Linked DNA regions of Mus musculus: region 1 is linked to region 2. A link is a contact called in ENCODE POLR2A ChIA-PET data. All regions are on one chromosome and are shown on one strand. Each heading gives the region's core, a stretch centred on a gene start or an enhancer-like site at or near the end of the contact. The rest is flanking DNA. Distances are from core to core; before and after follow the strand shown.

Region 1 (5,345 bases), core at 1,327-3,826, 150 kb before region 2:
GCTTATAGATGCTATCCTAGGCCCATTGGTGCACTTCTTATAACTCAGAGGTTAGCAGAGAACCCTGATAAGTCATTTCACCAAGAATTCTCTGCCCACGGTGCCTGCTCACCTTGGTCCCTCACTGTATCACTTATCATTCATTATCCCCAGGGCCACAGCAACATTCTGCTTCCTCATTTCCTCTTAGTAATGTTCCAGCCATGGACCCCCTGCCTCCCTACACACTACTTGCTGGCTAGAACATCTACTTGCCCATGTCATACTGGGAACAGAATCTTCTCATACTGCAAAAATCCTACTGCATCAGGGCCTGTGCCTATCTCAAGAGCCCTGAATACTGTCTTTTTAAAATGTTCTTGATTTTGTTTGTTTGTTTGCTTTTGAGACAAATCCAGACAGCCAAGAATGGCCCTGAATGCTAGATCGTCTTGCTTCAAGTTCCTGAGTCCAGGATTACAGCTATGGACCACTACTTCTTACAAGTTCCTGGTCAGCCAGAGCTACATAGAAAGACCCTGACTTGCAAGCAAGCAAGCAAGCAAGCAAGCAAGCAAGAGCAAATAATGGAGGCGAGCAGGCTGAGCACTAGTATTCATTGCTATTTGCTTCCTAACTGCAAACGCAATGTGAACAGCTACCCTACACCCTAGCCACTATGCCTTCCTCACCTTGACTTTTATCTCCTCCAGCTGTGAGTCAAAATAAACCTTCTCACTCTTAAGTTGCTTCTTTTTCTTTTTTTTTTTAAAAAAGATTTATTTTATTTATTATATGTAAGTACACTGTAGCTGTCTTCAGACACTCCAGAAGAGGACATCAGATTTCGTTACGGATGGTTGTGAGTCACCATGTGGTTGCTGGGATTTGAACTCGGGACCTTCGGAAGAGCAGTCGGCACTCTTAACCACTGAGCCATCTTGCCAGCCCCTTAAGTTGCTTCTTGTCGGTTTTTTTTCCCCCACATAGGAAATGAGAAAACCAACTAATATACCCTCTTACTAAATAACAAAGTCTTTATACAGAGAATCCTCCTGGTTGACCTGAATACTATCAGCCAATAAAATCAACCTGACACAGTTTTTACATGTACTTGGAACACTCTCCAAGAGAAACCAGATTCTTGGGCATTAAACAATCTCTGCAGACTTAAGCGAACCAAAATCATACACAGTATGTTCTCTGACAATAATAGAATTACACACAAAAAAACAAGAAAACCTCCCGACACATAATTCGTTAAAAAGACATCCCTAAAGAATAAAAATGTGAGCAATCACTAAATAATTTGGAGGTCTAAGAAGATACCTAAAGGGATATTTGAAAAGCATATTAAAATCAATGAAAATTAGAACCAGTCATGGTGGCAACTGCCTGCAATCCTAGCCACTTGAGTGTCGGACTAAAATTCCAAGGCCAGGTTCCGTTAAAAATGGAGATCAAGGTCATCTTGGCTTAATAACACACTTGAAAAATTAAAAAAACGTTTGGGGTGAAGTCCCATGACAGGGCATTTGCTTAGCATATGCAAAGCCCTATGTTCTATCTCCAGTACCTTAACACACAGTAGAAATATAAACACTAACAAATGTGTTAGTGTGTGCAGCTATGTGATACGTAAAGAGAAATGTACAGATTAAGAGATTTAAATTATAAAACAAGCTTTAATCCACACGTTTCACTTCTAGAATCTAAAGAGGAAAATAAATGCAAAGCAAGCACAGAGAAAAAGGTAAAATTTAAAAACAGTGAAGACAAATCAACCAACCCAAAAGTGGTGTCTTTGGCATGACCAAAAACCGTATATCTCCAACATGACTGAAAGATAGAGCCAGATTAAGTACCATTTATGAAAATGGGGAATATCCCTACAGGCCCCACAAGCATTAATAAAATAGTAAGAGAATGCTGTAGTCAGTTCTATGTAGATATGGTTGACAATCAAGAAAAAACGATTTAGATAACGAAAATGCACTCTAGGTGAAACCACTATAAGTTTAAAAATCGTAATCGAATTTAAAAAATGGTAATCGAAAATCTTCAACAATGGAAAATTCTAGGCCTGCGTGGTTTCCCTGTCAAAGTCCAGGGGAAAAAAGTTAAAAAGGAAAAAAAAAAAATCACAACACAAATTCCGCACGATCTCTTGCTCAAAACGTAATGGGGCCTTGATGTCCAAACCATATAAAAAGAGACCTGCATCTTCATAAGCGAAATGCCATGTAGGAACCCAGGAAGACAGATGAAAGCTGCTGCAAAAAAGAAGCGGGGGGCTCAGCCTGACCGCGGTCCCACAGAAAACCCAGGCCGCGTCCACCGGCTCTCCAGGACCTTAGCCACGCCCTTCCCCACAAACCCGCCCAGCCGGCCCCGCCTCCTTGCCCCACGGGCCGAGACCGTTTGTGGTCAAGTGCCATTCGCACGGAGGCAGAGCTATCAGGCCCGGCAGGCCAACCCAGTCTGTCCCCCACGCACCCAGGTCGCGGTGGGGACCCAGGCCGCTGCGCTCTCGTACAGTCTCTTCACACAAAACCAACCGCTGGCCTGGCGCCATGTTTTCAAACCGGACGCTGGCGCGCGGCGCCTGCGCTGTGACGTGATCTGGAACGGGCGGGCGGGACCAAGCCTGCAAGGGGCGGGCCCAGGAGGGTGGGCGGAGCTTCGGCTGTGTTTAAAACTTTCTTTGGGACAGGTTCACCCAAGCCATCCTAATCCGCTGAGCTCTGAGTGCAACCTCACCCTGCTCTGGCTCCTCCCCAGGACAACCCCATTGCGTTCAGTGCGGTTTGTGGAAACAGCTGTTAGTGCCCGGGGCATTCGCACCTACTCCCACTTCCATTCATTTCCTACTCCCTCCAGGAGCCTTCTCTCCTAAGGTTTCTTCCTGTCCCAGCCCCTGAGATGCTCCCCCCCCCCCCCCCCGCCAACCCCCACGCACTTCCAAAAGTTCTCATCATGTGGCTGGAGAGACAGGCTGTGTGCAAAAAAAAAAAAAAAAAAAAAAAAAAATTTCTCCTAACTAAGACACATTGAAAGTCCTTTCATCAAACCTGGGGTCTACTAATAACTTCCAGGCATTGGAGAGATAACTAAGCTTTTCAGAAGCAAATTAAGGCTTGTATGCTTGCCATCTAAGACATGTGGCGCCTCAGGACACAACACAGATTTCAATCACCCTCTCTTATTCTATTTTCTCTGACCAAGATCAGAGTCCAAGTGGGACCTTGGGGAGACGGATGGTCTGTCAGGGACAGACCCAAGACCAGCTTTTCTACTGCAATGAAAGTGCCAGTAGAAACTTGGGAAGTAACGTTTCTGTTTACTAACGTTTTACATCTTCACTGAAGAAAGAGGGACAAGGATTAGCTTTGCACCCTGCAAAGATTCCTACAAGCCTATGATTTCTTACAAGCCTCAGTAAAAGGTTATGCTAATGATTAATTACTACCAAGTACTCTTTCCGGTGGTTTATTAAATACCATCTGCCGTGGTAACATTAGACTGTGGCCAAACCTACATGCATTTAAGCTGTTTTATGTCCTTAAGTTCCATTTGAGGTGTTTAGGAGTGAGCCAGCAGCACTTGAACTTGATTTGGTGCTGGTGAAGACACAGAGCAAGGAACAGTGTTGTGACTCGGAGATAGAGATGATGAGCCAGGCTGGGTCACATCAGGAACAATCCCTTCTGCCTCATAGTTCATAAAGCTTTCCCAACTAGACCTGGAGGTTAGCAGGAACCTTCCTTAGCTGGAGTCCCACAGCCTGGTCTTCCCTACTACCTGGAGAGTTGGCAGGCAGTCCTACCCAGAACATTCTGTTGATCTCACATACACACCCCCCCCCCATGCTGCTCCCAACCTTGGCATTCATCAGCTGTCTGAGATGGGGTAAGAAGAGCCACTGTTGCCATGTATAAGGCTTGTGCTTCTTTTTGTATGCTCTCTCTGTAGGACATGCCAAAACATGTGCTGCTTAAGACCCACAACCTAGGCCAGCTGGACATTGGTGGGAGCAGAGGAGGCCTCTCTGGCTCTTTCTACCTGATACCCCTTGTGGTTTTCTAGGATCTTCCATGGAGGCTTTCACTCTCCAGCCTGAATCTCTAAACATGTGGGCACAAAATATATAGTCATCTTCAAAAAGACCAGGAGGGAGGCAGGGCAGCCTGAGGCTGACCCACCCATATGTGCCTGAAGAAAATATAGGTTCAAGCTGGCCCCTGAGGGTTTCTGCCTTTCTCCATGACTGTCTTTGGCCATAGGGAGTAAAAGGAGGAGGTGCCATCAAGACTGAGAGTTTTAGATAGGAGGAGGGCCCTGCATCCTCAGTGGGCCTCTTAGAGCTATGGGTGACATGACATTGTTAGCGCTCCTCATTCTCTTGTAGGGGCAATACTCTAGTATGTTTCCTTAGCTAGTTAGATCTCTCCTTCCTGTTACAAAAGCTGGGCTTATGTGCATACCACAGTACTTCCTCCTAAAGTCAATCAGGAGCCACACCAGCCTGTTGGCAATGTTGAAAAGAATGCTTCCATGCTCATAGGTGGACCTCCCACTGGTGCAAGGCACATAGTTGCTAGAGGCGCTGGCTCTGACTGCATATCCCCAGACTAATGTTAGAACCCAGTAGTGTAGACAAAGGATCGCGAGCAAGCAGTCAGAGCCATCAGGAGGAGACTGAAGCAGGGGCTGTATGAGAGAAATATAAAGCTGTGGCTGAATGCAGAATGGCTGTCACCCTTGAAGGCAAAAACCATTGCCATCTCAAGGAGTGAAGCAGGAATAAGGGTAGAGGGAGGGGTAAAGGAGGCTCTCCATTGCTCCCCTTCTTGAGGAGGCTCTGATCTAGGGCCCGCTAACCTCCCTGTTGTAACTGTTTTTTACTCTTCTCCCTAGCCATATCTTTACCAGTTAAGATCAACATTAATACCTGGCAGTTATCAATATATTTCCCACTTCTACCCCCCACATATACAGTAAAACATACAGATATGTCAAGCAATGCCCTTCCCATGGCTGCTTTACATAATTGGTGTGAGCCTGGAGGTCTGTATCATTGTATCTTCCTTTCCCCATAAGCTAAATCCAGTGAGGGGGACCACATTCTGCTCTTATACTTTGCCCAGAGTAGCACGGGGGGAAAACAGTTTAGTGAGGAACATGAGCAGGAGGCGATCTCTGATATACTGTGTGGAGAAACTGTGAGGTCACTGGTTCTCACAGCTGATTGATGGCTAGGGAGGGAGTCTGCTCTATCCAGGCTTAGCTGTAGCTTACCTCTCAGTGCATTTAGAAAGCACCTCTGGTTTGAATTCTATCCTGTTTCTGGAAAGGTGAGAATTCAA
Region 2 (5,357 bases), core at 2,334-4,833:
GGCCTACAAAACAGATTTCTGCATTCTCTATATCTAACAGGAGATTAAAACCTACCACCCATAAACAAGTAAACACACACACACCCCAAATCTCCATTAACAAGCTAACAAACTGAACATATAGCTATCAAAAGAAGAAATGCAAATAAGATCCATGAAAAAATGTTCAACAACATTATCCTTTAGGAAAATGCAATTGAAACTATACTGGGTGTATGTGGTGACACACAACTGTAAAGTCTGCACTCAAGCCCTAAAGCAAAAGAACTATTGTGAATTTGAGGCCAGTTTGGGCTACACAGGGAGTACAAAGCCAGCCAGAGGTGTATGGCGAGATCTTGCCTAAAACCATCACACACACACAAAACCATCAATCAAAGAAGCAAGAATAGCTGGATAAACAAAAGTACATTAATATTCTATCTCACTCCAATCATAATGGCTATCATTTAAAAAAAACACGCTGGGAGGCAGAGAGATGGCTTGGTGATGAACAGCACTTGCTGCCCTTGCAGTTCTGGCTTCAGTCGCCAGCACCCACATGGTGGCTCACAGCCATCCATCCCAGTTCCTGGGGCACCTAATGCCCTCTTCTGACCTCTGCAGACACCAGACAGGCACATGGTACACAAGTATGTGCCTCAGTATGGAGGTATCTTCAAAACATAAAACTACCATACAATCCAGCTCTATCACCCAAAAGAGTCTATGTCACAAGCGAAAGAGATACTACTAGCACATCTGTGCTTATTGCTGCACTATTCACAAAAGCCAAGACACAGAACTGGCCTAGAAGTCCATCAACAGATGAATGGATAAAGTGCACAATAGAATTTTATCCAACTGTGAAGAAAGATGAAATTACGTCATCTGCAGAAAAAAGAAAGGAGAGAAACTAGAGGTCATTTTGATTAAATAAGTCATACTCAGAAAAACAAATATTGCATGTCTTCTTTCAGAGTTAAAGAAATTAGATTTAAGTACACACACACACACACACACACAGAGAGAGAGAGAGAGAGAGAGAGAGAGAGAGAGAGAGAGAGAGAGAGCATGAAAGTTAAAGGGGATTATGAGGTATGAAGAAAAGAGTCTAAAGCAGTGGTTCTCAATCTTACTAATGCTGCAGCCTTTTAACACGTTCCTCATGTTGTGGTGACCCCAACCATACAATTATGTTTGTTGCTACTTCATTTTGTTTGGTAGGTTGGTTGGTAGGTAGGTTTTCCAGATAGGGTCTCTTTATACAGCCTTAGCTGTCCTGGAACTTGCTCTGAAGACCAGGATGGCCTTGAACTTACAGAGATTCACCTGCCTCTGCTTCCCAAGTGCTGGGATTAAAGATGTGCACCACCACCACCCGGCTCCTTGCTACTTCATAAATGTACTTTTTAAATTTTTTGCTATTATTATGAACATTACTGTAAATGTGTGTTTTCTGATGGTCTTAGGTGACTGACCCCTGTGAAAGGGTTGCTCGATCCCCAAAGGGATCATGATCTACAGGATGAGAACTGCTAGTCCAAATGAAAGGAACTTGAAAAAACAGTAAGAAGAAAGACAAAAATACCAGGCTTTCATATACAGAATCTAGATTTAAGTGTATATGTACACACACACACATAATATATACTATACTGTGTTGACTAACTTTATGTTAACTTGTCACAAGACTGAGTCAACCTCAGTTGAGAATATATTTCCATAAAATAGGGTGGTAGGCAAGCAGGGTAGTGGCGAAGAGAAACTCAAGACAAATGCTCAGTCCCGTCATTTCTATGGTCTCCTACCTTTAGCCTGGCCTCTACAGAGGCCTTCTTCCGAGCTTCCCTTCTGCGATACTGCTCCACTTTGTCCAGTTGGTCTGGGCGCTGAAGCATCCCAGCAACCCTTTGGACTGCTGTTGCAACAGCCTCCAGGTCTGTCTCCTTCATTGTCAAAAAGCAGGCAGAATCTTTGCACATGTCATACCACAGGTACACTATATACACAAAGGAGAGGGTATGTCAAAATGAAGTGACGACTCCACATGCAAAGGTCATGTGCTCACCATGCAACTAATGGAGAATTTCTATGGCATTTAAATTAGCAAACTAGAAATGAAAGCTGAACTTGGGTCATAAACTCCTTAACAAAACTGCAAATCCTTAGAATTCAATTGCTAAGAAGATTTTACCTTAACAGAGAGAAGCAGGGATATCTCACAGGCGTAAGACAGTCACACAGAGAGTATTTATACAGGGACTTAAGACTATGTCAAAGGCAGCTCTAACACAATTCTTAGCCCTATAAAAGATCAGCTTTTCATTTCTGGAGCTCACCCTAGTGCTGCCCAAGTCCATGGGGTAGTTAGTCACTGGAAGGCAACAACTATTACCTACACTTCAGCAGCAGCCCAGTGGGCAAACACGAGTCTTATACTCCCTTACCATTGCTCTGGGTGGCCAAGATACCACTTCTTACTTTTGAACACTTCTAAAAACAAAGATAAGACAGCAAAAGGTAATTTATTGTCCTTACTTGAGTAGCTTGTTTCCCCTAAGCACAAATGTACCCGGTCAATCACCCTTTAGTCTAATATCTAATACTATCCAAGTCATGGACCTACAATGGCTATTTGCTGACTATCCAGCAAATGAGGGAATTAATAACACTGTTTCCTTTAATTTCAGCTACTCAACAGCCACAGATGTGATAAAGACCTACCTTCTGGAATCTTTCACTCTATTCCCAAGTAGTCTCAGAAAACCACTAAAATCCATTGTACATTTCCAGTTATGTAGCTTCTCCCTGTGTATTTCTCTCTTTGCATTTTCATTCAAGTGGAACAGCATTGCAAACACCATCTTCATCTTCTGACTATAAAATTACTCGTACCCAGACAGGAAATCTGAGCAGGCCACAGAAAGAGGATTCCACAACCACTTCTAACAGGACTGATTCACTGCGGGCTTTTTTTTTTTTCTTTTGCTTTAGTTTGACATGTTATCTTCAGCATTCCCAAAACATTAAAACTTGTATAATTCTATTTACAGGACTAGGTATTAAACATAATACCAAACCATCCCTCTGGCATGGAGTCCCCCACTCCAGCTGACAGGTGAAAGGCACTCCTGTGGCAGTGTTACAAGCCAGATGCAAAAGGAAAGCTGACCCAAAACCAAAAAAGCTTTGCAAGAAAGAGTCCACTCATAAACCTGAACACAGAGAATCAAAAACTAAAAAAACTGTACTGGATCGCCACCAAATCTGCTTCCAATGGCAGCTTGAGGACTGTCAGATTTCCGGCCTCTGGGGCAAAAGGGAACTCTGAGGGTAGAAGCAGCCCCGACCAAGGAGATGGGAGGGACGCACACCGAGGACAAACCCAAACCCGCCCAGGGACCCGCACTAGAGGGTGTCGCATCCCGCCAGAAACGTCGGCCGATGCTGTCCCTCGCCAAGGACAAACCCACTAAGGGGTACACTGTGCCACAGTCGAGGGCCCAGCGCCCCGCCCACCGCACAGGCACCCAAGGCTGTCAGAGCAGAGCTTCCTCACCGTCCGCAACGCCGCTGCCACCTCCCGGAGCCGGACCGGAAGTGTGCAACGCGGTCACTTCCGTTTCCGGCGTCTGGGCGGAAGGATGGGCTCTGGGTAACCTTGAAGGCGCTGTACGGGCGATCTTTCTGTAGACTCTTAGGAAACTTGTGCTTCTGGTGACACAGACTCAGGATCAGGGATTACAGATTCAGGCCTGGCTCCGCCGTCTGACGTTTGGCGCTCTCCCGACCCTCTTATTTTAAGTAGCACCTATTGTACCCACCCTTTCTCTCCGGATTAACCACTTAGGTTTGCCCTTGCTCAGTTCCTCCCCTTAGCTACCTTAGTCTCTCCACACCTCTCCATATCTTTACTGTGTCTTGTATTCAAGATTCCACTACTTATATTTCGTATATTTGTTTCTTCTTGCTGTCCTCGCCCTCATCCCCCAGAGGTTTCTGACAGCAAGTAGATTTCAAGTATTCAGGACAGTGCCACAGAGAGTGGGCTGCCTGCTGATAGCTGCTCGCGTAGCACGTAGAAGCGGCGAAGAAAACAAAACCACGAGCAAAACAGCAGCTGGTGGAATTACTCCAGCTGAAGGAAGCAGTGAAGCATCGAGTCGCCCCGGTACCTAGAACAGCCAGAAACTTTGTTCTACCTCTGCAGATACAGAGATTTCCCCACACTGTTACGAACTTTTAGTAAATTTTGGCGGGGTTTAGGTTCTTCCACTCACCCATCAGGTATGACAACCCTACCCTGACAGGTTTGGTTGTGTTTTTTTTTTTTCACCTTTTCTGCATACATTTGTTGAGTTGTGTGCCTATCCATAACATCACTACAAAGTCTGGCTCTCCCAAGCCAATGGATGATGGGGTAAATCTTCAGTAAATGAAAGAACAGTATAGGTAACCTGTCATAACCACAATGCAAATTATATGATGAAGTCAGTCTTTTAAAGATGCAGACCCTCCCTTAGTGTAGGGGTTGCAACTGGGAAAGTGCCCTGACCCCTTAGTTTATGACAAAACAGGAGAAATTTCAGCTTCATGAATGTTTAACTGCAAAGTGGGGAGGCACAGCTACCAAGACAAAGCTGCGGTTTTCCTTAGTTACCTTATATCCAACCCTAATCTCCTGCTGCCCACTATATAGTGGAGTGTTTAGTCATGGTGCTCCCTAACGAATTCAGTTAACTAGCCTAGTTAGATGTGAACTGCTTCAGTAGATGACTCAGCTTGTTTCCTTTCAATTAAATAAATAAAATAAGAATCTCAGCTTTTGTTTTTGGTAAGCCACAGAGTGACAAAGCTCAGGATACTTTTGAGTGTACAAGTAAGTTCATAGGTAGGCCTAGGAATGACCAGAGCCAAAGTAGGGAAAGAAAAAAAAAAATGAAGCAGTGACTAAAGGTTCTGCAGCCCTGAAGCAGGGAGAGTAGCCCCAAAGCCATTTTTACACCTGCCCACACAAAGGAGAAGGCATGGGTTCCAAGTAGGTGAAGAGCATATGGAGAATCCTAGAAACCCAGATGATCACCTTAGAGCTTCCTTGGTGAACAGGTGGGTCCAGAAACACAACAGAACCAATCTATCCTGGGGATGGCTAGAAGGCTACATGGCTATGCTAGGCCCTGAAGTAGAGAAGGCTGCCAAAGACACTGCACTTGGGACAGATTCCTCCTCTTCAGTGTGAAGAGTAGTGCTAAGGCCTAGCCTTTGGCAAAGAAAATCCAGAAGGGCTCTTTGGGCCCCCTCAATCTTAATAGAAGTGAGTCTTAATGTGGCCAAAACTTGTTCATGTTCTCAGAGGCCAGACTTCTTGATGAGCT

The links. ChIA-PET counts read pairs that join two places held with the same protein, here RNA polymerase II (POLR2A).
Region 1: POLR2A ChIA-PET joins it to region 2 with 16 read pairs in Patski. The contact joins the promoter of Cep72 here to the promoter of Exoc3 in region 2. POLR2A ChIA-PET finds 5 or more read pairs at or near these places in 2 of 5 experiments (Patski and embryonic stem cell).

What each region holds. Positions count from the first base shown.
Region 1 is chr13:74,059,709-74,065,053 of GRCm38, forward strand. It overlaps Cep72 (centrosomal protein 72), which reads right to left and starts at 2,577. Exons shown (of 12, transcript NM_028959.3): 1 at 2,476-2,577. The coding sequence starts at 2,554.
Region 2 is chr13:74,205,117-74,210,473 of GRCm38, forward strand. It overlaps Exoc3 (exocyst complex component 3), which reads right to left and starts at 3,584. Exons shown (of 13, transcript NM_177333.4): 1 at 3,542-3,584; 2 at 1,791-1,981. The coding sequence starts at 1,964.